Linked DNA regions of Homo sapiens: region 2 is linked to region 1. A link is an interaction called in ENCODE POLR2A ChIA-PET data of the cell type or tissue named here. Cell type or tissue: OCI-LY7. All regions are shown on one strand. Each heading gives the region's core, and the rest is flanking DNA. Links, peaks and the distances in the headings are about the cores only.

Region 1 (15,639 bases), core at 5,874-10,873:
AACCTGAGATTCTGTGAATCAATAATAAATTGGTAATGGGCTGTTTGGAGCTGACCAGTGTGAGAAAAAAAATGCCTCTGAACATTTCACTGCCAATTAGAAGAGTTACCAACTCTATGGTATGCTAGTATATCAGATTGAGAATTGGTGTGAAAGTTCCCAAAATTTAATAATGCTAATAATGATAAATTACTAGTTAACCCTTGAACAACTTGGATTTGAACTACACAGGTCCATTTATGCAGATTTTCTTCAAAAAATACATCGTACTTTTTTTGGAGATTGCCACAATTTAAAATAACTCTCAGACAAACCATGTAGCTTAGATATATTGAAAAAAATTAAGAAAAAGTGCCGGGTGTGGTGGCTTACGCCTGTAATCCCAGCACTTTGGGAGGCCTAGGCAGGCGGATCACCCGAGGTCGCGAGTTCAAGACCAGCCTGACCAACATGGAGAAACCCCCATCTCTGCTAAAAATACAAAATTAGCCGGGCATGGTGGTGCATGCCTGTAATCCCAGCTACTCGGGAGGCTGAGGCAAGAGAATCACTTGAACCCGGGAGGCAGAGGTTGCGGTGAGCCGAGATCACGCCATTGAACTCCAGCCTGGGCAACAAGAGTGAAACTCTGTCTCAAAAAAGAAAAAAAAAAAGAAAAAGTTAGGTAGGTATGTTGTATGTTATGAGTTCATAAAATATATGTAGATACTAGTCTATTTTATCATTAAAAATATTATGAAAATTAAAATGTATTAAAACTTATACACACAAACACCTACAGACCATAAATAGCACCACTCACAGTTGAAAGAAATGTAAATAAACGTAAAGATGTAATATTAATTACAACTGCATAAAATTGATTGTAATGCATATTGTACTATGGTAATAATTTCTTAGCGACCTCCTGTTGCTATTGCGGTGAGCTCAAGTATTACAAGTATCTGATGACACTAATCATCTCCACATGAGCAGTTAGTTTCTCCAGTAAACGGTGTATCACAGCAAAAAGTGATCTCTCATGGTTCTTGCGTATGTTTCATTCTATTTAGGGCAATTCTGTAAATCTTGAACACCATGGGACCTATATGAAGTGCTAATAGTGATGCTGGAAGGGCTCCCAAGAATTGAGAAAAGTCATGACATTATGAGAAAAAGTTGAATTGCTTGATATGTACCATAGATTGAGTTCTGCAGCTGCAGTTGCTTACCTTTTCAAGATAAATGAATCCATCCAGTGTAAGAACATTGTAAACAAAGGAAAATTAGTAAAGACTTCACTGCAGCTACACCAGCAGGTGAGACAACCTTGCACTGTTTTTCTCACCAGCAGGTGAGAAACATGTATTTTTATTTGATATTGTTAGTGCAGCTTTTATATGGGAGCAGGATTGCTGAAAGAAAGGCATACCTATAGAATCTAATGTGATTCAAGAAAAAGGGAAGTTGTTATATAACAACTTCAAGCAAAAGGAAGCTGAAGAATCTAAAGCTGGAGAATTTAATACTGGCGCAGGATGGTTTGATAATTTTAGAGTTTTGGCTTTAAAAAAAGGCTCAAGATAGGCCAGGTGTGATCAGTGCCTGTAATCCCAGCACTTCGGGAGGCCGAGGTGAGTGGATTGCTTGAGCCCAGGAGTTAGAGAACAGCCTATGCAACATAGTGTGACCCAGTCTCTACAAAAGATAAAAAATTAGCCAGGCAAATTGTCATGCATTTGTAGTCCCAGCTACTCTGGAGGCTGAGGTGGGATGACCGCTTGAGGCCAGGAGTTCAAGGCTGCACTGAGCCATGATCATACCATTGCACTCCAGTCTGTGCCACAGAGCAACACCCTCTCACACACAGAAAAAGAAGCCAAGAAACATACAAAATATGTGTTAATCAACTGTAAGGCTTCCAGTCAACAGTAGGCTATTAGTTAAGTTTTGGGAACATCAAAAGTCATAGAAGATTTTCAACTTCAGGGAGTGAGGGTACCCCTAGCCCCTGCATTGTTTAAAGGTCTACTGTAAAGTATTAACTACCACTTATTAAGCACTAATTATATGCCAGACTCTGGGCCAAACAGGTCTTAATGTTATTCATAGAGCATCAAAGCAGAAAGAGACCAAATATATCATATAATCTAACTTCCTTGTTTAATAGATAAAAATACTGAGGCCAATAGAAAGTCAATTTGGAGGTCAGTAATCCTATCAGGGAAAAGTAACTTAACAAATACATGAACAAATAAAACAAAGGAAGAGCTACATGGATCAAAGATGACTGTGTGCTATGAAACAAGGATTAACAGTAATCCAATTTACTTATGTGAGTTAATAAAATACAGTCAGGAGAATGGAAACTTGATTTAACATTTCAATTCTTTAGATGTTTAACCACTACCACTTAAAACCATGATCCATGACACACGAGCTTCTAGGACAAGAGTTGATTCAGGGTTTGGTACTACATTTAAAGTATTGTATAATATTGATAAAATGGGACACTAATAAGTGAGTAACAGTCTATCAGTTTCAAGAAACTTTAGCTCCTTCTTTGACCTGTTTGAAGTTGGCTTAATTTGACACAGTTGGCTTCCCTTTGTGGACATTTAAATCCTAAAATAACAAACTGGTTCCCAAAAAGCTTTTCTTTTCTTTTCTTTTGAAATGGAGTCTCGCTCAGCTACCCAGGCTAGAGTGCAGTGGCGCAATCTCGGCTCACCACAACCACCATCTCCCGGGTTCAAGCGATTCTCATGTCTCAGCCTCCCAAGTAGCTGGGATTACAGGCACCCGCCATCATACCTGGCTAATTTTTGTCTTTTAGTAGAGACAGGATTTCACCATGTTGTCCAGGCTGGTCTTGAACTCTTGACCTCAGGTGATACGCCCGCCTCAGCCTCCCATAGTGCTAGGATTACAGGTGTGAGCCACCACACCTGGCCCAGAAAGCTTTTCAGTTAAAACTGAAGTGTGAAGGTTGTAGGTGATTTCCTTTAGATATATAGGAAGGAAGTGACACACCAACTGTCTCTTACCTTCTAGCTTCTACTTCCAGTCCCAGATCAGTGTCTTCTTCAAGATGGATATGATGAATGAAAGTGGTTCCCTTCCTACCCCTGGTCCACCTTGGACTTTAGTTCAGAAAGATAGCAGGTAGGGAAAGGATGGCAGAAATCAAAGGAATAGGCTTGAGTCTTTGAGCTTCACCCACTAAAAAGAATGGGTGCTATGCCAATGGCAGCAGCCTATCCCCAAGAGTCAAGGCTTGCTCTTTTTGTAATGTCTTTGGACCCTTTTCTCCAAACATTTTATTGGCTCTTGTATTCTTAAGATCCCCTCAAGGAATCAGGCGATTAATAAGTAATGATGCAGCAACTTCATCTTACTTAGGAAGACAAAGCTAAATGGGTTTTCATAATTAAAATCTTTTTTGAGGTCAGGCGTGGTGGCTTACGCCTGTAATTCCAGCACTTTGGGAGGCCGAGGTGGGCGGATCACCTACGGTCAGGAGTTTGAGACCAGCCTGGCCAATGTGGTGAAACCCCATCTCTACTAAAAATACAAAAATTAGCCAGGCATGGTGGCATATACCTGTAGTCCCAGCTACTCGGGAGGCTGAGGCACAAGAATCACTTGAACCCAGAGGCGGAGGTTGCAGTGAGCCAAGATTGCTCCACTGCACTCCAGCCTAGGTGACAGGGCGAGACTCCATCCCAAAACGACAACAACAACAAAAAAAACTTTTTTGATTCCAAGGACTAGATCTAATTCATTGATTCCCAATGAGGCTTTCTAAATCAAAACATATTCAGTATGATTTTACTTGTCAATATGAAGCAAGATAAATTATAATAAAATTATTTTGAAAATACCCTGTGTAAGCACATCCTTTCATTTATTACATTCCATTGTTTCCAGAAGCTATGTGTCTAGATCACCTACTGCGTCCTGTGTGTGACATAACTTCATTCTTCCGATGGTGTATTCAAAATGTAGTTATTACACGGCCATTGTGCAGCTATTGTTTAGGCATCTCTCTACCAATCTTCCCTGCCCCTGCTTCAGATTTTAGTAATACAGATGATCCCCAATTTATGATGGGTTTACATCCCAATAAACCCATTGTAAGTTGAAAATACCATAAATCACAACTGCATTTAATACCCCTAAACTTTAAAATATCATGGCTTAGTCTAGCCTACCTTAAATCTGATCAGAACACTAACATTAGTCTACAGTTGAACATAATCATCTAACACAAAGCCTATTTTATAATAAAGTAGAGAATATCTCATGGAACATGTTGAATACTGTACGTTGCCTCAAAATTATGATGGTTTCACACACTCGTAAAGTCAAAAAACCATGAGTCAAACCATTGTAAGTCAGGGATGGTCTGTATGTGAAAACACACACACACACACACACACACACACACACACACCAAAAATAAAAATAAAAAACCAGACATCTTCTGTAACTCTTAACCTTTCAATTCATGATAAAGGTGTTTATCAGTAAGACTTTTCAGAGCCAGACCTCACTGCAATCATTTTCCTGGAAGAAAATGAGTTCAGGTTCAACTTATACCAATGAGCAGCAAATATCCTTCTGTATTATGTATCTAGAGTGGCAGCAATGTTCTATTTTCAAAAAGGTTACCCTACACGTAGAAATAATTTATCAATAAAATTTTATTTTTCTAAAGATTGGTGGAATACAGTTCAGCAGAAAGCTTAGAAGCTTTCAAATTTAAAAAGCGTAAGACTTCCCTGGCTCTGTGTTTACAAGTTCCCTGTGATGTCTCAAAAACAGATACTGCATAAAGAAAACACAGACCCCAGTTTGAACTCTGGCAAATGCTACCCTTTTAAATCCTATGACTTAGTTAGCTTTTCCAGAAATTCAGCAACTAAGTCTACTAAATCACTGGAGAACTTAAGGCAAGCTCCTCTTCAATTTTCTCCAGATATGAACAGTGAAAGCCTATGTTGCAGAAGTGCTAAATAATACTATAACACACATTTGTTGTATGAATGCTAAATATTGCCTTCTCTGAGAAAATGAGACCAAGTTCTATGAACATACTGTGCCTCATAGTTAGGGTTTGAGTGAGGAGAACATCTTTCTCTAGTACGGTTCTTTATTTATTTAAAAATAATTAGAGCATTGTTTTGAGATCTGGCAGCATATTGAACTATAAAAGGTGAGCATAGATTGAATGCTATGTGGAAAGAACAGGCAATATATTCAGTATCATTAATCATTTCTTATTCTAGTCTTTGTCGTACATTTTTTTGTGTGTCCATACAGATACAAGTTGGCAAATTCATAGGATATTTGCATGTTCACATTTTGGCAGCAAAATAAAAAATGAAAAGAATTTTGTAGTAAATGTCAGCAATGAAAAACCATGACATTCTATAAAACTGGGCTATGAATTATTAGAAAATAAAATCTTAAGGGATGACAGTAGTTGAGACTTCTAGGCTCAAAGGAGCTAGATGCTAGATGCTTGATAGAAAAGAAAAGTTACACTTACAGGTAAAAAGCTGACCACCTAAAGGTCAGTGATATACTTAAGGCCACAGCATTGGCTAAATGAAAAAATTGATTTTATATTTAATACCCTGGACACTTTAGAAAACACTTTTTCTGCTCAAGTGTATGTGTGGGGAGCTCCGGGTTTAGCAGATTGATTCTCATGATTTGAGAGATGTGAGGTTCCAGAAGTGGTTCAGCTACGTGTGGAAACTAATGACTCTGAAACAAATTATCTGATCAATATTCTATTATCCAATAGCTCTTTTACTTACATTGGGCCTAGAATGCAGCAATTCTCCTGTGTTAGTCATGTTCTCTGCATGTTTAATGATAAACTCTCTGCTAAATGGAGTCTGGGTGGGAACAGGCCTTTTCCTTTCTACAAATTCAAAGTAAATTTCCCTGAAAACATCTGGATCAAATGAAAAGAGGAAATTGATGAATCTGCATAGGAAGGGCGAAAGTAAACCCTGTCACACTGATTGGTTAAATAATGACCCAGAGTGATCTTGATGACTAACACTGACAGAGCACTGATACAGCATTTATATAGACTTTACAAAATACTTTCAGCTTTTCATCATATTTACTTCTCACAGTGACATGCCAAATAAGTAGAGACATTGTGATTATTTTAACACTGTCATAGCTATCAATATCAGGTTACAAATATGAGAAGTCGACAGTGAAATGATTCGTTCAGCTGCACACCAGTAGTGAGTGATGGGGCTTGAACTGGAACTCAAGTTTTCTGAAGCCTATATTTGTACTATTCCACCATTCCAGAGTTACAACAAAGTCTCTGCAAAGATAAGCCCCTGAAAATACGTACTTTTTTTTTTTTTTTTTTTTTTTTTGAGACGGAATTTCACTCTGTCACTCAGGCTGGAGTGCAGTGGCATGATCTTTGTTCACTGCGATCTCCGCCTCCCAGGTTGGAACGATTCTCCTGCCTCAGCCTCCTGAGTAGCTGGGATTACAGGTACACACCACCATGCCCAGCTAATTTTTGTATTTTCAGTAGCAACGGGTTTCACCATGTTGGCCAGGCTGGTCTCGAACTCCTAGCCTCAGGTGATTCACCCACCTCTGTCTCTCAAAGTGCTGGTATTACAGGTGTGAGCCACCGCACCCAGCTGAAGATATGTGGTTTTGTTTTATCCCTGCGCATATGCCAATCATTCATTCTGGAAAGTTCTTACAGTGTCAATTGAGGAGGAAGGACTGGAGGATTCAAAGCTGAGAGCCTTTCTTCAGGGCTTCCTGGGTCTGTCAGCGAGCAGCAGTTACTTTTCACCTCCTCCTCTCATCTCTCTTCACCTCAAAGTTCAGTCATTCCTCAGCTCTGTCCCTAGACGAATATCCAAATCAACACTACCCAGACATTTGTAGGATGAAAGTGAATGTTTGATTCATTGTGTCTAAAATGCTTTTCTCCTGTCCTGACCGAATTCAGAGGTTTTCTTTTCACTTGCTAATTATCCAGGTCCGACAAACTGTGGATGCAATTAATTGCAATATGCTGATTGTGATGAAATTCCAGTAGCTTTATGAGAAACAATAGCAAAGTCTGTTGGAATTCATTACAATAGACACTCTTACAAAGAATTCTCTTAAGATTCCCAGTAACATGTTTATTTTATGAGTGGTTTCTATTATCAGAGCTATTCTTACATGATGACAAAAGGTGCATTTTAAGAATTGGATCCTCCCCACCATCTCCACCACCACCACCACTACCACACACACACACACACACACACACACACACACAAACTCAGGCACACACAGGCACATCCCCAACACACATAATAGTCGGTAGAACTTTGAGACACACAGAAAAAGGTTCATGCAGACATAAATGGAAGGATTCAGGTGGCAGATGCCACAAGGAAAATTCATTATGGTTTAGAAGCTTTAACGGAAGATTTATGGCAAATTTAATTTCTTTAGCCTACATTAGCCCCATTTTTCTTCCAACACTTCCGTTGCTCCAAGTTTTCTATCCATCTGTATATTCATCACAGGTTGTCTTTCAACACTCTGATCTTCACTGGAATGAATAATAAAAAAATTAAAACAGTTTGAGAAAAGGAGAAATGTAGTGATATTTCTTTTCACTGCTGAAAAATAACGATTTTCATATATATGTACTCTTTTCTAGTATTGGTCTGAAAACAAACATATATTTATTAAGTTATAAACTTACCACAGATACACTTTTATATTCTGCATTTTTGAAGTAATATATGCTATAAATATGTCTCCATGGTCTTTGTAATTATCATTTTGATGACCATACGCCATTGGGTTGATGTATCATAATTTACTAAACTCTATTGTAAGATATGTAAATTGTTTCCAATTTATTATTGTGTATATAATACAGCAGAGAATGTCTTCATGAGTAAAGGTTGTGTGTGTTTTAATTTTTTTTCCTTAGGATGAATTCAAAACCTTCAGGTCTCTCAGGTTCCAAAAATTAGATAATAGTTTGCAGCCTCAAATTCTAGAGAGACCAGACAGGTAATTTAAACAAGTGAAGTGGGCCAATAAATATTGTGAACTGAATCACATCTTGTCTCAGCCCTGACCACGTTCCCTGAATCTACGGCCCTGTCTGCTAATCTTGCTGCCTCCATCTGTCCACCCATCCATCTGTCTATCCATCTGTCAGTCAGTCAGCCAATACTAGCTGGGTGCTATGATCAATGACTAATATAAAATTCACATTTTTCACAAAGCTTTAAGCTATTGGGTGAAACCCTTGAATTGATTTTTACAGTCATGTGCCACATCAGGATGTCAACAATGGACCATATATACGATGGAGATCCCATAAGATTATAGTACCATATTTTAATTGTACCTTTTGTATGTTTGTGGGTTTTTTTTTTTTTTTCAGAGTCTCCTTCTGTCACCCAGGCTGGAATGCAGTGGCATGATCTCAGTTCACTGCAATTTCCACCTCCCAGGTTCAAGCGATTCTCCTGACTCAGCCTCCCGAGTAGCTGGGACTACAGGCGCATGCCAATGCACCCAGACATTTGTAGGATGAAAATGAATGTTAGCTAATTAGCTAATTTTTGTATTTTTAGTAGCAATGGGGTTTTAGCTAATTAGCTAATTTTTGTATTTTTAGTAGCGATGGGGTTTCACCATGTTGGCCAGACTGGTTTCGAACTCCTGACCTCATGATCCACCTGCCTCAGACTCCCAAAGGTGCTTGGTGGGATTACAGGAGTGAGCCACTGTGCCTGGCCTTTTTTTTTTTTTTTTTTTCAGAGATGAGGTCTTGCTCCGTCAGTCAGGCTGGAGTGCAGTGGTGCAAACCTGGCTCACCACAAGCTTGACTTCTTGGACTTGCTTGAGTGATTCTCCTGCCTCAACCCCCCAAACAGCTGGGGCTATAGGCTCGTGCCACCACACCCGGCTAATTTTGATTTGATTTTATTTTTATTTATTTATTTAGAGACGGAGTTTTACTCTTGTTGCCCAGGCTGGAGTGCAATGGTGCGATCTCGGCTCACCATAACCTCCGCCTCCTGGGTTCAAGCGATTCTCCTGCCTCAGCCTCCCGAGTAGCTGGGATTACAGGCACCTGCCACCAGGCCTGGCTAATTTTGTATTCTTAGTAGAGATGAAGTCTCTCCATGTTGGTCAGGCTGGTCTTGAATTCCCGACCTCAGGTGATCCGCCCGCCTTGGCCTCCCAAAGTTCTGGGATTACAGGTGTGAGCCATCACACCCGGCTTTTTATATATATATATATTTTTTAAGAGATGGGGTTTTGCCATATTGCCCAAGCTGGTCTCAAATGCCTAAGCTTAGGCAATCCGCCCACCTCAGCTTCGGCAATCCGCCCACCTCAGCTTCCCAAAGTGCTGGGATTACAGGCGTGAGCCACTGCACCCAACCCTTTTTTATGTTTAGATACACAAATACACAATTGTGTTCCAATTGCCTACAGTACACAGTACAGTAACATGCTGTACAGGTGTGTGGCCTAGAATACCATATAACCTAGGTGTGTAGTAGGCTATACCATCTAGATTTGTGTAAGTACACTTTATGATGTCCATGTGATGACAACATAGCCTAAATATGCATTTTATAGACTGTATCCCTGTCATTAAGCGATGCATGACTGTATCTAATTTGTTTAACTGTTAACGTCAAGTGCTGACATTAAGAGAGAGGTGAAGCGATGTAGTGCTGCTGGAGTGGTCTAGGCAATTTCATGGAGGAAATAGAGCTTGAGATAAACTTGAAAGAATGGGCTGGGAGCTGAGTTTGAATAGAGTGAAAATATCATGATTCTAATACTTGGTAGACTTCTCAGTGCCCTTTATTAAGAATCTTGAGATTTTAGGTACTTTTTATACCTTTATTTTTAATTTATTTTTTTTGAGATAGGGTCTTGCTCTGTTGCCCAGGCTGGAGTGCAATGGCACGATTTTAGCTCACCACAGCCTCAGCCTCCTGGGCTCAAGCAATCCTCCCACCTCAGCCTCTCAAGTAGCTGGGACCACAGGCATGCGCCACCACACACAGCGAATTTTTGTATTTTTTGTAGAGATGGGGTTTTGCCATGTTGGCCAGGCTGGTCTTCAACTCCTGGGCTCAAGTGATCCTCCCATCTTGGCCTCCCAAAATGCCGGGAATACAAGCGTGAGCCACTGTGCCCAGCCCTTTTTATAACTTTAAACTAAAAGTAAAACTTTAGACAAATTAAATGTAACAGAGTTTAACTGAACAAAGAATGATTCTCAAATTGGGCAGTCCCCAAAACCAGAATAGATTGGGAGGGACTCCGGGACTGCCACACTGGTTGGATAGGATTTATTTTTATTTTTATTTTCATTTTTATTTTTTGAGACAGAGTTTCACTCTTGTTCCCAGGCTGGAGTGCAATGTGCGATCTTGGCTCACCACAACCTCCGCCTCCCGGGTTCAAGCGATTCTCCTGCCTCAGCCTCCTGAGTAGCTGGGATTACAGGCACACTCCACCACACCTGGCTAATTTTTTGTATTTTTAGTAGAGACAGGATTTCTCCATGTTTGTCAGGCTGGCCTCAAACCCCCTACCTCAGGTGATGCACCCGCCTCAGCCTCCCAAAGTGCTGGGATTATGGGTGTAAGCCATTGCACCCAGCCGGTTGGATAGGATTTATGGACAGAAAAGGAAAGTGATGTATAGAAAATGGAAGTGAGGTACAGAAACAACTGGATTGCCTACAGCTCAGTGTTTGCTTTCCTTGAATAGGTTTGAACAGTTGGCTGCTCGTGATTGACCGAAACTGGCTGCCATGACTGGCTGAGACTCAGCTACTTGTTACAAGAGTAGGTTGCAGCCTGTTTACACATCCAGTTAGTTGACAGTTCACTATGTATGCAGAAACCTTTAGGCCAAACCTAAAATATATAAGGATGCAGAATTAGGCTAAACTTAATTTAACAAACCATTCTCCAACTTTCCAGGTTGAAAAGTACCAAGGAATCCCTCTTCAACCAGAGAGAATCTTTATGACTTTGTGTTTTCCCTTAAGCTTAGAAGTCAATTCTGAGCATGGTGTGAAGGTTTGGACTGTTGATTAGAGAACAGTTGAAAGGGACCTGGAGAGGTTGCTCTGTTCCCTGAGATGTTTAAAATCCATTCAAAATAATCTCCTAGTCGTCAATATATTGGCTTGAGCAGGAAAATGCTATTACTATAAGCCTTCCATGCAAAGATTTTTGTCTGACATTGTCTGCCAAGAGGTTCTCCAAAATGCAGCTTTAAGCTTCTATAGTAACCAGAGATCAGGAGTATGTTTCCAATAAATTTAGGCATTCTGAACGACAGTTTTATAACTTAAAATTTGCTTGAAACACTGCAATCTAGTTGATAATACCAGAGGTGCTACTCAAATGAGACAGTCAACGAAGATCACCAATTTCCCTTCTGACAAAGAATGGCCATTGCTCCCATCCCTTCAGGTTTCATTCATGAGGTTTTCTCTTTAAATAGGAGACGACTAAAGTGTTCATTTCTCTTCTTTTACTCTTCCCCTTTTTTTCTGTTTAAAGTCTTTGATACTTCTTGCCTGCAACTTTAATTATTTAATTTTTTCACTGCATTATTTAAAGAAAAGACAGTTCTGAGACTGAAGTATGCATGAAGACAGTATGACTCCATGCAAAATTGAAGAAATCTGCGTAACACTGCACCACAGCAGATAATTTAGTACAGAATACATTGCAATCTCTACTCCTGTCTTACCTTAATATATATATTTCTGCAAATGTGGACTAAATGACCATTTTGCGGCTGGGTGCGGTGGCTCACACCTGCAATCCCAGCACGTTGGGAGACCGAGGTGGGCGGATCACGAGGTCAGGAGTTCGAGACCAACCTGGTCAATACGGTGAAACATCATCTCTACTAAAAATGCAAAAATTAGTCCCAGCTACTCAGGAGGCTGAGGCAGAAGAATCGCTTGAACCTGTGAGGCAGATGCTGCAATGAGCTGAGATATTGTCCTTGCACTCCAGCCTGGGCAACAGAGCAAGACTTCATAAAAAAAAAAAAATTAAAAAGACCATTTTGCTTAATGGTATCAGATACATATCAATTAAGAAAAGACCTTCAGGAGCTTGAAGAAAGGCATTATATGTGAAGGCATATCATTATTTTTTGTTAAAAGCATTTAGAAATGGGTCAAAGTAAAGACAAGACTAGAAATGCTTATCACAGCATTTGAACATAAAATTTTCCTCCCAACCTACAAATGGAATAACAGTAGCACTGGAACACAAGTACAATTTGTAAGAATGCATGATTCTTTTACACTGATGACACATTCTTCAATCAAAAATTTAATTACCTCAAAAGTAGAGATAGATGTACTTTATTTTCCTAATTTTTTTCTATACTTTTATTTATCCTAAATCTTTTTTTATTTTTAATGCCTGTGGGCACATAGTAGGTATATATCTTTATGGGGTACATGAGATGCTTTGATATAGGCAGGCAATGTGAAATAATCACATCATGGAGAATGGGATATCCATCCTTTCAAGCACTTATCCTTTGGGTTACAAACAATCCAAGTACACTCTTTTAGTTATTTTAAAATGTAGAATTAAGTTAGTATTGACTGTAGTTGCCCTGTTATCCTATCAAATAGTAGGCCTTATTTATTCTATTTTTTTTTGTACCCATTGATATGGTTTGGATTTGTGTCCTCATCCAAATCACCTACTGAATTGTAATCCCCAGTGTTGGAGGTGGGGCCTGGTGGGAGGTGATTAGATCATGAGGGGAGATTTCTCAGGAATGGCTTAGCACCACCCACCTTGGTACTGTCCTCCTGACAGTGAGTTCTTGCAAAATCTGGTTATTTAAAACTGTGTGGCACTTCCCCCTTTGCTCTCTCTTCCTCCTGCTCTGGCCATGTCATGGGCCTGCTCCCCCTTCGCTAAGCAGGTTGCCACTATGCTTTCTGTACAACCTGCAGAACTATGAGCCAATTAAATCTGTTTTCTTTACAAATTGCTCAGTCTCAGGTATCTCTTCATAGCAGTGTGAAAATGGACTAATACACCCATTAACCATCCTCACCTCCAGCCCCCGACTACCCTTCCCAGCCTCTGGTAACTATCCTTCTACTCTCTATGTCCATGTTTTCAACTGTTCTGGTTTTTAGATCCCACAAATAAGTGAAAACATGCAATGTTTGTCTTTCTGTGCCTGGCTTATTTCACTTAACATAATGGCCACCAGTTCCATCTATGTTGTTACAAATGACCGGATCTCATTCTTTTTATGGCTGAATAGTACTCCAGCGTGTATATGCACCACATTTTCTTTATCCATTCATCTGTTGACGGACACTTATGTTGTTCCAAATGTTAGCTATTGTGAATAGTGCTGTAACAAACACAGGAGTGCAGATATCTCTTTAATATATTGTTTTCCCTACTTTTGAGTATATACCCAGCAGTGGGATTGCTGGATCATATGGTGCCTCCATTTTTAGTTTTTTGAGGAACCTCCAAACTGCTCTTCATAGTGGTTGTACTCATTTACTTTCCCACCAACAGTGTACAAAGGTTCTCTTTCTTCCACATCCTCACCAGCATTTGTTACTGCCTGTCTTTTGGATAAAAGCCATTTTAACTGAGGTAAGATGATATCTCATTGTAGTTTTGATTTGCAGTTCTCTGATGATCAGTGATGTTCAGCACCTTTTCATATGCCTGTTGCCATTTGTATGTCTTCTTCTGAGAAATGTCTATTCAGATCTTTTGCCTATTTTTGATTGGATTATTCAATGTTTTTCTTATAGAGTTGTTTGAGCTCCTTAATATTCTGGTTGTTAATCCCTTGTGAGAGGGATCATTTGCAAATATTTTCTCCCATTCTGTACGGTGTCTCTTCACTTTGTCGACTGTTTCCTTTACTGTTTAGAAGCTTTTTAACTTGATGTGATCCCGTTGGTCCATTTTTGCTTTGGTGGCCTATGCTTGTGGGTATTGCTCAAGAAAGATAGATGTACTTTAAAAAATCATTTTCTGATTGGAACAGTACAAGTTTATTGTGGAAAACAATAATATAAATAAAAATATTTCATAATCTCCCAAATAACAAAACTCTACTCACCATCTTGGTGTATTTTTTTTTTAATTCTCTTTCTCTCTGTTGGCATTATACAAATTATATCTATCTATATATTTATATGTATAAATACATAAATAAAAATATAAAATATATACATAAACATGCATACATATATACGTGTATGTCTGTATGTACATACATATGCACATATATACATGCATATAGTTTTATTCTATTCTAATATTTTAGTTATGCTCACTTATATATTTCAAATATATTATTTCTATTTTCCTACTTATTTCTAAGTATGTGTTTTCATGGCTGCAAAAGAGTCTATCATATGAATGTACTATACACACATACAAATTCATTATATATACACACATATACAGTCACGTATCACTTAATGACAGTGATACATTCTGAGAAATGCATCATTAGGCAATTTTGTCATTGTGTGAACATCACAGAGTGCATTTCCACAAACCTAGATGGTACAGCCTACTCTACTACACACCTAGACACAGCCAACTGCTCCTAGGCTACAAATCTGTACAGCATGTTACTATACTGAATACTGTAGGCAATTGAAACACAATGTTTATGTATATATTTTATATTTTTATTTATAGCATTGACATATCTAAACATAGAAAAGGTAATGCATTGAGCTACGACGTTGCCAAGGCCATGATGTCACTAGGCAATAGGAATTTTTCAGCTCCATTATAATCTTATGGAACCACTGTCGCATATGTGGGCTGTCGTTGACAGAAATATCATTATGTAGTGTATGACTGTATAACCATTACTCCATTATTGGAAATATAAACAGCTTACAATTGGAGTACATATTACAGATAATGCTGTATCAGCATCTAGAAAGAGGCCCACCTTTTGGTCATAAGATAGCAGAGTTAAATGATTTTCACAGAGTAAGTTTCATAAAGTTCCAGAATGACTTAATAGGTTTCCTGAAATTTCCTTGTATAACTTTTGAGATAATCCACTCTACATGAAAATCACATTATTGTAAAAAACACTATAATGAACGTATATTGCATAGTATTCACACCATGAACACGGAAATAACACTGCTAGGCTCAAATTCAAGATTTACTGCTTTTTGTGTGATCTTACATAAATTCCTTAACTTTTTTCTGTCCATCTCTATTTTTAAAATGAGTGTAATTCTAGGATGTACTTATAAATATATTGTGAAGATTAAAAAAGTTATGAAGAGGGATTTAGCATGTTACTTCACACAGTTTTGTAATAAAATTACACGCAAATGTTATTTTTATTAATATCTTAGTCTACGAAATATTATACACCAAAATACCTCTGAATACCATCAAGTAGCAAGTGTTACTTTACTTTCTCCCTGCAAATATTCTAAAGGCTTTTAATTGGATTCCATGTCAAAAGAAAAAAAACTCAACTTTTGGTTAATCTAACTGATTGTGTTAGTGTGCTATCTCTATCATTTATCTACTTTTTTAT
Region 2 (15,639 bases), core at 4,145-9,144, 360 kb after region 1:
AAGGTTAATAAGAATTTCGGCCGGGCGCGGTGGCTCACACCTGTAATCCCAGCACTTTGGGAGGCCAAGGCGGGCGGATCACGAGGTCAGGAGATCGAGACCATCCCGGCTAAAAACGGTGAAACCCCGTCTCTACTAAAAATACAAAAAATTAGCCGGGCGTAGTGGCGGGCGCCTGTAGTCCCAGCTACTTGGGAGGCTGAGGCAGGAGAATGGCGTGAACCCGGGATGCGGAGCTTGCAGTGAGCCGAGATCCCGCCACTGCACTCCAGCCTGGGAGACAGAGCGAGACTCCGTCTCAAAAAAAAAAAAAAAAAAAAAAAAAAAAAGAATTTCAAGATAGTGATAGAAAAGCTTTAAACCAAGTCGAGGGTCCTTCTGAGTACAAAGCCCTGTGCAACTGCACAGGTCACATGTCCACGAAGCCAGCTCTGCCCTCATAAACCCTAGTGCATTACTGGCAACTTTCAGGAAGTTGATGTTTGAAAAGAGTATGTCTTGACAGAAACAGAAGTTTGATTTTCCACAGATTTCTTAATCATCAGTTTTCACTCACCAGCAAAAACATGTCCATACCTTTTCATACCAGATGCTTGTATTTACTATGATGCCACCCGTGATTAAAGAAGAAAAATAAGTGGTTTTTGTGGTACCGTACATGGTCTTTTTTCAAATGCAATTAGATCCATTTGTTAGCTGCTTAAGAAAAAGAAAGTTTTAAACTGGAAATTATTTTTATTTAATTATATTGCTTTGTTTTGTTTTGTTTTGTTTTTAGAGATAGGTTCTTGCTCTATTACCCAGGCTAAAGTGCAGTGGCACAATCGTAGCTCATTGCAGCCTCCAACTCCTGGGCTCAAGTGATCTTCCCACCTCAGCCTCCTGAGTGTAGCTGTGGCTACAGGAGCAAGCCACAACATGTGGTGTATTATTAAAATACATAAATACTATACATTTTTTTATTTTGAACTTAAAGTATATAAGTCTACATTCATTGGCAATCATTAGATATACAGCTACATTCTTCCTCTTCTTTGTGCATCAAAACTCTGATTGGAGTTCCATATCTGTCTTGCATAAATCACATCCATGATGCATAATCTATGATTTCGAGCTCGGGTTTCTTTAAAGTGATGCAAGACACTTTAGAGAAGATGCTTGTGAACACTTATATATAATATTAGTGCAGTCTGAGTTCAAAATCCTTCTAGTTTTATAATCCCCTTCCCAAACTTCTATAGTTGTCCACATATAATTCAACAGAATTTTATTATTGTGACTAGACTTTATACAGTCTTCCAAAGCTTCAATTATATTTTCAAAGGAATAATAACCTTTTTAAACTCACATTTCATTGACTTATTTAACATTTAATTAAGTTCCTAATTACATAAGTACAATTAGCATAAATATAAATATTTAATCAAATTATATAATTTGCTAAGTACAGTTGCCAAATAAAGTTTAAGAACCAAGAGAAGTGACTTTGGTAAGAATGTGACTTCAGTGGCAGGAATAGATTTTGGCAGGCTCGTAGAGATCAGTTGAATAGGGCTGGGCATGGTGGCTCATGCCTGTAATCAGAGCACTTTGGAAGGCTGAGGCGGGAGGATCACTTGAGCCCAGAAGTTTGAGACCAGCCTGAGCAGCATGGCAAAACCCTGTCTCTACAAAAAATTTTAAAAAGAGCCAGGTGTGGTGGTGTTTGCCCATAGTCCCAGCTGCTTGGGAGGCTGAGGCAGGAGAATCACTTGAGCCCTGGAGGTGGAGGCTGCAGTGAGCCATGATTGGGCCACTGGACACCAGCCCTAGTAATAGAGCAAGACCCTGTCTCAAAAAAACAAAAACGAGAGATTAGCCGAATAGCAGTGACCACTAAGTATCAAGAGGACATCATGTCTTACTCAGACAATGAAAGTCATCATTTGATTTGGACATGTGGCTCAGGGAAAATTGGTTTCAAATACGTAGTCCTATTTCAAAGGACTACCCTTAAAAGATTCCATTTTCTTAAGAAGTTTCTTTATACAAAGCTCAAAAGAACTAAAGAAGTCTCAATTTTTAATCACTGTCTTTTCAGATGTCATTTTCTCTTTAAGGCTTTCCCCTCCCTGCCCATGCGGAGTTAGTCACTCCCCAGGCTCTGTCCTCTTACCCAGCCTGACACAGCATTCATCATGTAGTATTGAATTATTAGCTTTTCTGTCTCACTCGCTACTTAGAAGGCACCCCCATAAACATTCCTGGACACATCTGGTGCCACAAAGTGTACTTGTGCTCTGAGATTCTCCTTTGTTAGTTATAAAACTTTACTTTGTCAAGTCATTTCATTATATTATTTTTCATTCTCTGAATCGAATCTTTATGCTTTCCCTGAATAAAAGAGTAAAATCTGTCGATGTACACACAGAAAGTTCTCAAATAAGGTCATTTTGTTTAGCTTCATTTTGTTATAACATTGATGAGGGAAAAAAATGGATTCCCTTGGAATTCAGAAAAAAAATTTCACGCAGTCAGGGCCACTGTCTGTGTGGTGTCTGCATGTGCTTCCCATGTCTGTGTGGAGTCTATGTGTCCTTCCCATGTCCGCATGGAGTCAGTGTGTCCTTCCCATGTCCGCGTGGAGTCTGTGTGTCCTTCCCATGTCTGCTCGGAGTCTGTGTGTCCTCCCCATGCCCGCGTGGAGTCTGTGTGTCCTTCCAATGTCCGCGTGGAGTCTGTGTGTCCTTCCAATGTCCGCGTGGAGTCTGTGTGTCCTTCCCATGTCTGCGTGGAGTCTGTGTGTCCTTCCCATGTCCGCGTGGAGTCTGTGTGTCCTTCCCATGTCCGCTTGGAGTCTGTGTGTCCTCCCCATGTCCGCGTGGAGTCTGTGTGTCCTTCCAATGTCTGCATGGAGTCTGTGTGTCCTTCCCATGTCTGTGTGGAGTCTGTGTGTCATTCCCATGTCTGCATGGAGTCTGTGTGTCCTTCCCATGTCAGCGTGGAGTCTGTGTGTCCTTCCCATGTCCACGTGGAGTCTGTGTGTCCTTCCCATGTCTGTGTGGAGTCTGTGTGTCCTTCCCATGTCTGTGTGGAGTCTGTGTGTCCTTCCCATGTCAGCGTGGAGTCTGTGTGTCCTTCCCATGTCCGCATGGAGTCTGTGTGTCCTTCCCATGTCTGCGTGGAGTCTGTGTGTTCTTCCCATGTCCACATGGGTGCTGACCATGTACTCTGGTTTCCTCCCACATCCCAAAAGATGTGCAAGTTAGATTCATTGGCTACATGGTCCCTGCGTGAGTGAGCGTGATTTTGTGTGTGAGCATGTCCTGTCCAGAGTCGTCCCTGTCTGTGGCCCTGAGCTGCAGGGATAGGTTCTGGCTACCTGACACCCTGAACTAAAATTACTGCGTAAATAATTATCTTTTTTTTTTTTTTTTGAGACAGAGTCTCATTCTGTGTCCAGGTTGGAGTGCAGTGGCGCAATCTCAGCTCACTGCAAGCTCTGCCTCCTGGGTTGCCATTCTCCTGCTTCAGCCTCCCGAGTAGCTGGGACTACAGGTGCCCGCCACCACGCCCGGCTAATTTTTTGTATTTTTTTTTTTTTTTAGTAGAGATGGGGTTTCACCGTTTTAGCCAGGATGGTCTCAATCTCCTGACCTTGTGATCCACCTGCCTTGGCCACCCAAAGTGCTGGGATTACAGGCATGAGCCACCATGCCTGGCCATAAATAATTATCTTACTTGTTTTCATTAATCTTTCTGAAATGTGTGTATACTCACATTTATTTCAATGTTTAAGATTAGAAGTGTTTTGGGTCTTTATTTACAAATTTGATGATGCATGTGTGACCAGAAATACACTATATGAGCTTAACTTTTGTTTATATCAATTAGCCTATGGTAAAATTGATTTCCCTATACATAATTTCCCTCAAAGTCACAGTTTCTGAGAACCTATTGATGACATTAACTGAGTGCTTACTATACAGTGCTTGGAACAGTGCTGGCACAGAGAAGTTATGTGTTTCTAGTAATATATTTTCACCGGCATATAAACTTTCATCTTAAATGTCATTTTGGATATATTCTAACTTCCAGTCAACGTTTTCATATCTTTAGAGATTGAGCTATAAGCATAAATTTAATTGTTAACTTGCTGTTACTCTAAGCACTTATCATTGTCACTTACTATTACAGTAGCCACTGCAAAACTTTTCATTTCATTGATCACTTTTACATTTGGTAAGAAAATTAGAACACTTTAATTTTAGTACCAATGTTATGATAAGAGCTGACAAATTGTAACTTTTGCTGGGACCCTAATCTGGAAGTATTTGTCTCACTAATTGCAGGAGTGATTTGCATCACTCCACAGAATTATGCCGTAGGCAAGCTTTTTTTACATTATACTGCATTATGGCTCAGGGCACACCTCATCTTCATACACATTCTTCATAAACTAAACTTGGAACTACCCTCCAACCTGTGTTTGCACCTTACCTGGGCCAATTCTTAATTCTCCTGATATTACCCTCTGATTTGATTTACTCATTCATCTTGACCACATTTTGGGTTCCCCTGCCCGGAAATACTTCCCTGAAACACCTTCTTGGTTTATTTTCCAAATTGATCCAGCTTAGACAAAAGTCCAGCCACTAGAAATCCCTGTATGGGCAAATTTACATCACAGTCTATAAGCTGTATAACCACCACGGCAGGCTTTGGTGCAGTGTCTACTGTGGCTATAAACACATAACTCCCATCCTTCCAGGTGGAACCCAGAAATCCTGAAGTTTGTTTGGTTTGTTTCTTTGTTTGGTTGGTTTCTTTTACTTCTCAAAATCATTATTACCTGTGAGAACTCCTAGGTGGTTTTTTAAGTCTTATCATCTGACATTGACATTAGCAAAGAAGACAGTGCTTCATGGACAAGACATCAGGGTGAAGGGAGACAGGGATGACTGTGACATGGGTTAAGCAAATGAGAAGGAAGACATTGGAGTTAAGAAGGAGAACATGCTAAGACAGTAGGGAATAGCCGCCAACACATTTTGTGTGGTTCAAAATTTTACCACTGATCAGTGGTAGTTTAACATTTAAGTTAGTCACAGTCTCCATATTTTCAAACCCAAAATATGGGGCAGATCAATGTCAGTCATGTAGACAGTGAAATAAAATATTTGAATCATGATTGGTCTAGAAAATCTGCAGGCCATACACTGAGACCATATAACTAACTTAATTCTGCAGGGCAAAATGAACACTGGATAGAAAGGAGTTAATTCCTAATTTGCATATTGATGGCAACCTTCTTGCTTTTGTCTATCTTGATTCACAATTATGTGAGTTACTTTTGTTGCCTAGAGCAAGTAAAACTTTTCCATAGCATTAATAGGCTGACAATGCATATATGAGTATGTGCACATATGAGATTCTTCCAAGTGCCATAGGTTTCATACCTGCAAATATGTTGTAAGACCCTTGCTTTGACACAGGTAGAAGAAATATATGCCTTGATACATAACATGGTAAAATTGTGGACCTAGGGTCAACTAATCAATTACTGAAATAGAGGATATGATAGGTGTGGTGGCAGGGAGGAGATGGGGGGACAGCAATGCATCTCATTTTTTTCTCAGTATTTGTATGAGAAGTGACACTGAAGTTCCCCTTCTGCCTGAATGGCCTAATGGCAATAGTTCTATTATAGCTTCTTTGAACCTCATACCAATATTATCTTTCTTGGATATCTATACTCTTCTTATATATTTTTATTCCTCCTCTCCCAGCAAAACTCAAAACATTTTCACCATTCTTATCACATTAGTTATTTGAGTTGTCCATTCATGAGTATGTAGGAGAAGATACTGTTGGACCAACCACCTAGATGTAGAAAGTTAAACTAAATTTCCCACTGTCTCAGAAAATAAGGTGACCAACTCCTCTATTTTACAGGGACTGAAAGGTTCTCTGGGAGACAAGACTTTCAGTGCTATACCCAGAAAAGTCCTGGGCAAATAGGACTGAACTAGTTCACCTACATGAAAAGTTTAAACAGGACATTAAATCAAAATGGCAGGTAAACACTTCCTCTTACCTAAATCCCACAAAATGGCAAAAAGGGTATTGAAAAATGATAAAATAAATTTGCGACTATTCAGGAAAACAAAAGAAAAAGGGGAAGGAATTCCTGAAAGATAGCCAAGATCAGGTATAAAAAGAAACAAAAATAGCTTAGAGTGCTTTAAATCAGCTTAGAGGGAAAAAAAACATGAAGGTAAGAGAGGCTTGAGGGAAATCTTAGCCCAAAATAAATGGAGACAAGAGAATAGAGAAAATTCCAAGGCAGTCATTAGGGTAAATAGTTGAAGATGTACACTCACAAGACTAAGTCATTTTTCTCCTTCATACCTTTGATAATTTATATTAAACATTGAGCAGCAGCCATTTGTAGCAACAACCTACAGCAATAAATATGGATAGTGCAGCCAGAGAGAGAGCTGTGCTCTAAGAAGCAACTGAAGGAAAACTCAGGTCCTAAAGTACTAAAATCAAGCTCAGAATAATTACAAATATACATATATATATATATATACACACACACACACATAAATATCTACATACACATACCTATGTCTACCTATCCATTTACATACATACATGCATATATGCCATGAAGCAAGAATATTACTTAATAGAGAAACACTAGAAACATTCCCACCAAGGTCAGGGACAAGGCAAAGATCCATGCTAACTGCATGGTTATTTAACATCATATTAGAATTATTAATTAATGCAACTAGACAAAAAATAACTTGAGCCATGAAAGGAAATATATTATCTATATTTGTAGATGACATGATAATACACCTGGAAAACCCTAGATAATTAATGTAAAACTAATTCAAACAATAAAAGCAAAATATAAAATTAATATAAAAAACCAATAGTATACACATACACAAATAATATCTAAATAGGACTAACGGAAGCACAATTTACCAATAGCAGCAAAATGAACTTAAAAAATAAACCACAAAAAAACCTTAGAAATAAACTTAACAAATCATGTTCAAAATCTGTATAAACTATGAAATACTTCCTCCTCATGTTGTTTTATTTTGGACAGTTCAACATCATCAAGATATAAATTCTCCCTGAGTTAAAATACCAAAAAGCTTTTTTCTAGTGTGGAACAACTTGATAATTAAGTCCACATCAAATAATAAATATGCAAGAATATAATTGGGAAAATGCTGGGAAGAAAAAGAGCTATGAAAGGGGCCTAGCTCTACCAGATATTAAAATGTCACAAAGCCACAGTAATTAAAACAGTGTAATGATACACAGAGAGATAACCAGACCAATGGAATAAAAAAGAAAGTCTAAAAGTAGAATCAGCATTTTATGGAAATCCAGTGTATGATGAAAGTGAGATTTCATAACACTGAGCCTTTTTAAAAATGGTGTTGGGGCTCGGTACAGTGGCTTATGCCTATAATCCCAGCACTTTGGAAGGCCAAAGAGGAGGATTGCTTGAAGCCACGAGTTTGAGACCAGCCTGGGTCACAAAGTGAGACCCCAGTCTCTATAAAAATTAAAAAGAAGAAAATTAGTTAGCCAGATGTGGTGGTATGCACCTGTAGTCATAGCTACCTGGAAGGCTGAGGCAGGAGCATCTCTTGAGCCCAGGAGTTCAAGGCTGCAGTCAGCTATGATCATACCCCTGCACTCCATCCTGGATGATACAGTGAGATCCTATCCCTAAAAAAACAAAAATATAGTGCTGGGACAATTGGATAGCTATTTGCAAAAGATACAGTTAAATCCATTCCTCACATCATATGCAAGATTAAAATCCAAATAGTTCAAAGATCTGAATGTTTAAAAAACAAAAAAACTATATAAGTAATAGAAGAAAACAAAAATGGATTCCTCCATGGGTTTGGTATAGGAAAACACTTTCTATGATTCTAAATGCAGATGCAATGAAAGATAACAAATTTAACTACATAATTTTTTCATTTATGGCAAAAAAACTCACTACAAGCAAAATAAAAAATAAAATAACAAATTTAGAGGAAATAATTGAAACATATAAAGAAATAATACCCCTAATATATAAAAATTAAGAGGAAATAGATTTTAAAATTATGTAAACGTAGACAAAAGACATATACAGACATATACATATAAAATGACTTTTAAACATATGAAAAGATACTCAATTTCACTCAGAGAAATTCAAATTCAAACTGTACTCAGATAACATTTCTCACCTAAGAGATTGGCAAAGATTAAACATATTGGCAATGTATTCTATTGGAGAGGCCATGGATAAACATGAACTTTAATACATTAATTGTTGATAGAAATAGAAAATTACACAATTTCTATGAAGAGAATTTGACAATATCTACATAACTATATACACATTTATCTTTTGACTCAGCAATTCTACTTTTTGGAATTTACTCTGAAGATACACTTCAAACAAAATGAAAATACATAAGCACATGGCTATTCATCACAGCATTATTTGTAATTGCAAAATATTGGAACATACCTAGATACCTAAAGATGGGTTGAATAAACCATGGTTTATATACACATTGATATACTATGTAGCTACAAAAAAAATGAGAAAAATCTCTACAAATTGATATGGGGTGTTTTCTTGGCTATATTGTTAAATTTAAAAAAAACAGCAAAGTGGAAAAAAATTACAGAAGAGAAAGAGGAAAAAATTATAAATCTGCTTAGTTTTTGCAGGAAGGCAACACAGGGAGATTAAACAAAAAATAAATGAAATTGACTACCTACAGGAATGATTGTTTTGAGGTAAATTGTGTTCCTTCAAAATTCATATGTTAAAGTCCTAACACTTACTACCTCGAAATGTGACCTTATGTGGAGATAGGGTCTTTAAAGATGTAATCAGTTTTAAAATGAGGTCATTAGAAAGGGACCCAATTCATTATGACTTGTGTCATCATGAAAAGGGGAAGCTTGAACACAGAGACATATGAAGAAGGAAGGTGACTGGAAGAGGCAGGGAGAAGATGGCCATCTACTAGCCAAGGAGAAAGGCCTAAAACATCCTTTTCTCACAGCCCTAAGGAGAAACCAACCCTACAGACACCTTTATTTTGGACGTCTAGCCCCCAAAACTGTGAAACAATAAATTTCTGTTGTTTAAGCCACTTAATTTTTGGTACTTTGTTACAGCAGCCCTAGAAAACTAATACAATGGTGGTGGTGATGGTAGGGAGAAAAGGATGTGTTCTGGGTTATCTTAGTGTTTAACAAATTATCCCAAAACTGGTACAGTCATTCAACAACTATGTGATTTGACAAGTCATGAATTCTGGCAGGGCATAGTGGGCAACAGCTCTTCACTGCATAGTATCTGAAGCCTCAACTGGGGTGGTTTGAATGGCTAGAGGGCTGGGACAACTCAACTGAGGCAGTGTGCCTGGGTCGAGTGGCATCTCCTGGAGTGGGTGTGTCCAAGATGGCTTCTTCACTCACATGTCTGGCACCTGGAAGTGGATGGCACAAATAGCTGGCAGCATTGTTTTCTCTTTACATCATCAGTTTGGTCTCCCTCACAATATGGAGGTCCCAAAGAAGTTAAGGTTATTACATGTGGCTTAGGTAATAAGGCTGAGGGCTTATTACATGATGATGTCTGCTCCCCAAATATACATTCTAAGGGGCAGGAAACAGAATACCAAAACTGACACAGCATCATTTCCACCACATTTTTTGGTCAAAGCAGTCATAGGGCCAACCTAGATTCCAGAGGGTAGAGATATAGACTCTGCCTCTTGATGAGACAATAGCAAAGTTGCAGAAGACCATGAGGAGGGAAGATGTTGTGATCATCTTTGGAAAATACAATAAGCTGTAATGTGGAGGAGACAGTAGAAGAAGTTACATTTCTATGAATATACCTTTTATAAATAGTTTTGATTTTGAGAGGCATTTTAGTGTTCTAGAACAGGTGTCAGCAAACAATGGCCTGCAGACAAAATGCAGCCTGCTGCCTGTTTCTGTAAATAAGGTTTTGCTGGTTTATTGGTAAACCAGCAGAGTTGAGTAGTAGAATAGAGACTGCGTGGTCCACAAAGTCTAAAATATTTACCATCTGGAAATCTACAGAAAAAAATTTGTTGGTTCCTCCTTTAGAAAGTAAAAAGTAATTAATTAATTAATGAAATCCACAGAGTTAGGGAGGAAAAAACCTAAAACTGATTGCAAACAGTATCAGATGAGCCTATCTGCAATTCAAATGAATAACATAAGTTCACTGAAAGGGCCAAGAAAGAATTCATTAAAGTACCCATTGAAATGAAGAATATGACTGTACACCTTCTGTCTAGGAAGAAAAGAACATTGCAAACAAATCCTGGACTCTTGTGTAGGTTTGTTATTTTGTAGTGATGTTGGTGTAAACATTTTGAAACCAATTTATGTGTATAGTGGAATTAAGCAAGTGAACAAATGGTTGAGAAAGTATTGATGCTGTTGGAAGTGCTGTTTCACTGCAGAAGATGGAGACAACAAGGTGAAAGGGAGCAAGGCAAAAAAAGAGCCTTGACGGAGTTGGGCTAATGCTGTAGGTATCCGTAGAAATCTATATCTATATCTATATCTATATATCCTAATTTTCTTTGCTGAAATGCCTAGAATCAATGACGCTTGGCACCTCGGTATCAATAAGCCTATTTGGTGCCCACATATTAGTTTCTAAATGCCACTTTCCATTAAAGGGACCAAGGGCTTTTTGAAGAAATAGCAAATTCCAGAACTAAAGTAGAGAGGTAATAAAATGAGCCTGAAACATCTTCTTGTGCCAGAAAGTAAGGAAGTAGTAAAAAAAAAAAAAAAAGAAAAAAAAGTAATTGGGCATGTTAAAAAGACACAGGTAAGTACTCTTCAAAACTGTCATTATCAAAAACAAGGAAAGCCTGATAGACTGTCACAGACCAAAAGAGGCTAGGAGTCATGACAGCTAAACATAATGTGTATTCTGAATAGGATCCTGGAACAGAAAAAGGACATTAGGAAAAAACTAGTGAAATTTGGATAAAGTGTGGAGTTTAGTTAATAACAGTAATGTGCCAATGTTGTTTCCTTAGTTATTACAAATGGGCCATAGTTAGATGTCAATAATAGGGAGAAATGTGTGCAGGGTATGCAGGAATTCTCTGTGTCATCTTTACAACTTTTCTGTAAAATTATTCTAAAATTAAAAGTGTTTTTAAATGTACTTCAAAAAAAAAAAAAAACAACACACAGAGCTAGCTTGAAGATGCTCCTACTGGTCAAATCTAGAACAATTAAGTAGTAATGGGTTATGATGCAATGAATAAGGTATGAATTCATGAGTTCAGACTGATAATAAATAAATATTCTTAGTGGCAAAGGAGGGGCTCTTTCTTCCAGTAGAATTCCAACTGGTAAGTGTGTATGGAGCATGAGTTGGAAAATCACTATTTGCAACCATTGGAGTTAGAACCGGTTTAGGCAAGAATCATCAGTGGGTGCCAAATCTGCTGGAGTTGGACTCTGATGATTTTCATTGCCTTAAGTGTCTCCCTCAAAATTTCTTGTTATATTTAAGAATGGAAAGAAATGTTAATTTCACAGTGGAAAAACATGAAATATCTTAGCTTGGTGATCAAAATTAGCATCTCTAATGAGGTACATATGGATATGATGTACATCCAGACATGATGCCCTGTTAAGGACATATAAACTATTGTAATATTCTAATTAGGGATACAGACTTGAAATCTAAGCATGAGGAAATACCAACAAACAAACAAACAAACGGAAAAACCCAATGGAAAAATTTCTACAAAATATTTTTTCTACCAAAACAAAACAAGTGGCCTATATTCTTAAAATATATCAAAGTCATGAAAGCTAAAACAAAACAAAGACTAAAGAATTGTTCCTGATAAGGAAGATGAAAGAGACTTAGCCATTGAGTGTAGCGGTAGATCCTGGGCTGAAAGAATAAAGATGCTACAAAAGACATTATAGGGACAATTTATAAAAATGAGAATCTGGACTGTAAATTAGATAAAAATATTGTACCAATGTCAAATTTCCTGAATATAACTACACTGTGGAGATGTAAGAAAATATCCTTGTTTTTAAGAAAAACACATTGAAGAACTATTGAAGATCAAATGATTATTAGGCATGTGCCCCACTTTCCAATAGTACAGAAAAAAAAATGATATGAGACTGAGTGAAAGACAGAAAAAATTATAAAGCAAATCTGGCATATTAGGTGAATCTGGGTAAAGGGACTTAGGGAGTTCTCTGTACTATTCTTGTAACATTTCTTTAGGTTTGAAATAACTTTATTTTAAAGTGGAAAGGTAAATAATATTTTTTAAAAATGTGTATATGAACATACATAGCACAAAGTAGGAATTCAACAAATGTTCGTTTTTTGTTTCCTGTCTAATTTGATTAATTGAAAATCATTGTAAAACATGACTGTATTAGAGGGAAAAAAAACTGCCAAAATTCTCTACTTTCAGAAGGTAAGGAGAATGAACACTTGATATCCCAGTTTCTCCCCAAAGAAAGGAATATAAATATTTGAGGATTTGGTGCATAAACTGTGCTTATATTGGCTTCTTTTACTTGGTAGCCACCAGCTTCAAAATCTTTGGAAGGAGATATAACAAGGAAGCTTGTGGTTTCTTAAATAAATTAACTGAATAAATGGATTACTAAAAAAATGCATAGATTGATGGGTCAATGGAACTAAACGTTGTTTTAGAAGAACCTATGACTAATCCAAAAGAATACTCAATCTACTTTAGTACTCGGCTTCCCTTTTACAGGCTATGAAATACCAGGAAGAGACTGTGGCTAAATGGATTAGAGAACCTTCCTTTCCCTGCTGAAATCTGGGGGAGTTTTACAATATTATTCCCTTTAAGTACACAGTTTATTTGAACTCAGATTAGAAGATAAAACACAAATCTACTTCCAATTGACAAGTGGAACAGGATTTGCGATGCAAAATCAACCAGAGAAAGAGCTCAGCTAAGACAAACGTTTACAACTGGGTTGATACAGATCATATATTCTAGATGTGTGAGTCTAATAATCCCTCCACACCAAATTATTCTTCCAGAACATCTTTAAGTGCAAATCAGCTTAATTATGTGCTGTTTTTCTTTTTTGTTCCTGTACAAATTAATGAGAATCCTTCTTAACCCTAAGCAAGACATGACAACGATTAAACTCATGATTGAGAAAACATAAAAACTTGATTTTTTACCCATAAACATTAAATGCCAGGCTCTCAGTCTTCCTTGGCACATCCATGGCCACCGTTCCTAGGTTTGACGTCTCCTTGAAAGCTATAGCCCTGAAATTCTATTTCAATATTCTTACTTTGCATACACTGTGACAGTAAACATCACCTAAGAACCACGCAAAGCATGGTTAAACTTTGTACAGCTTTATTTTATTCAGACTGATACATTCAAATAGGATCTACATCTCCACTGATACACAACTACTCCAAACCACCATCTTCTTGCACCTGGTCTAATATAACAACCTCCAAACTGATCTCGTTTCCATGCTTCCCCCATCTATAGTCCATGTCCCATACGGTAGCAAGGGTAATTGTTTTGAAATATAAATCATGTTTTTCCATAAAACCCACTAGTGGCTTCTTATGCAAATAAAATCCAGACGTATGATATTCCTTTGAAGACCTAGAAACCCTGGTCTCTGCATGCCTCCCCAGTTTCTTCTCCTAAAAACCCCTCCCGCCCTCATGATTATCTAGCCATACTGTCCTTTCTTCAAGCATGCCCAGCTTGTTCTGACCCAGGGCCTCTGCACTAGCTGCTCCTTCCACCTAGAATGCTACTCTGCTTTGAACGGCTGCTTCATACTCATCACTTAGAGCCTATTTTGAATATCACAACACAGAGAGATTTTCTTTGAACACACCATATAAAGTAAATCCTCATTTAGTCAAGCTCTTTCTAACACTCCTAGATGTGTTTACTTCAAAACTCATTACTATCTAAAATTGTGTATTTGTTTACTTGTTAATTTATTTTCTTTCCCTCATTCACTAGAATGTCAGCTACATAAGCAGGAATCTCAGGTTTATGGTTACCATTGTATTCCCAGTATTTAGAATTGTAAGCATTCAATTAATAGACGCTGAAAGAACATGGAATTGAATGAATAATCCCAAGTAAAGCAATGATCTACTAATGTCCTTTGTAGGATTATGACTTACTAAAAATATTCTGGGTTTTTAATTCTCAAGACCACACACACACACTATTCAAACAAATATATGAATTCAACAAAGTTGCCAGATACAAAAGCAACATACAAAAATTTGTTGCGTTTCTATACACTAACAATGAACAATCTGAAAAAGAAATTGAGAAAACAATCCCATGTATAATAGCATTTAAAGGAATAAAATATTTAGCAGCAAACTTAATCACGGAGTTTAAAAACATTAAAGAAGATATAAATAAATGGAAAAGCATCCCATGTTCATGGATTAGAAGACTAACATTGTTAAAATAACCATATTACCCAAAATGATCTACAGATTTAATATAATCTCTATTAAAATTTCCATGATATTTTTTGCAGAAATAGAAAAAAAAATCCTAAAAACTCATGGGACCCTGAGTAGACAAAATCATCTTTGAAAGAGAGGAACAAAGTTGGAGCCCTCACACTTCCTAATTTTAAAACCTATTACAAAGCTGTTGTAATCAAAACAGTATGGTACTAGCATAAAGACAGACAAATAGACCATGAAAGAGACTAGAGATCCCAGCAACAAGCCATCAGGTATATGGTCAGATGATCTTTAAAAAGGGTACCAAGATGACACAATGGGGAAAGGACTGTCTCTTTAATAATCTGGGAAAACTGGATTTCTACATGCAAAAGAATACATTGGACCCTTACACTGTATACAAAAAGGGACTCAAAATGAATTAAGAACCTAAACACAAGACCTGAAACTGTTATACTTATAGAGGAAAACACAGGGTAAAAGCTTCATGACATTGGATTTGACAATGATTTCTTGGATATGACACCACAGTATAGGCAACAAAAGCAAAATAGACAAATAGGATTGTATCAAACTTAAAAACTTCTGCCCATCAAAGGAAACAATTAACAAAGTGAAAAGGCAACTTACTAAATGGGAGAAAATATTTGCAAATCACATGTCTGATAAGGGATTAACATCCAGAATATATTTTGAAGCTCAACAACAACAACAAATCTGATTTAAAAATGGGCAAAGAACTCGAATGGACAGTTCTCCAAATAAGATATATAAACAGCAAAAAAACATATGGAAAGATATTCAACATCACTCATCACCAGAGAAATGCATGTCAAAACAACAAAGATACCATCTCACACTTGTTGGAATGGTAATTATCAAAAAGACAAAAGATAACTGCTGGCAAGGATGTGGAGAAAAGGAAATTCTTGTACCTTGTGGGTGAATGTAAAATAGTGCAGCTGAGCTGCTATGTTAACAGTATGGAGGTTCCTTAGAAAACTAAGAGTAGAATTATAGAATTAACCATAAGATCCAGCAATCCAACTTCTGGGGAT

Evidence for each region. ChIA-PET counts read pairs that join two places held together with the same protein. Peaks named below come from ENCODE experiments on the same cell type or tissue, not always from the same donor. Only the 100,000 strongest peaks of a DNase experiment are listed, where the experiment ranks them.
Region 2: POLR2A ChIA-PET joins it to region 1 with 6 read pairs; 2 of 35 experiments call an interaction of 5 or more read pairs at or near these places.

The regions. Positions count from the first base shown.
Region 1 is chr9:75,871,190-75,886,828 of GRCh38, reverse strand. It overlaps LOC105376091 (a long non-coding RNA gene), which reads right to left. Exons shown (of 3, transcript XR_929952.2): 3 at 7,307-7,588. Among named protein-coding and RNA genes, the nearest start is that of PCSK5, 12 kb to the left of the region's middle. RefSeq lists a silencer at 8,915-8,964. In OCI-LY7, for the core only: no CTCF peak of the experiment used is centred there; a DNase peak (open chromatin) is centred at 8,888.
Region 2 is chr9:75,506,494-75,522,132 of GRCh38, reverse strand. No RefSeq gene overlaps it. Among named protein-coding and RNA genes, the nearest start is that of PCSK5, 380 kb to the left of the region's middle. In OCI-LY7, for the core only: no CTCF peak of the experiment used is centred there; no DNase peak of the experiment used is centred there.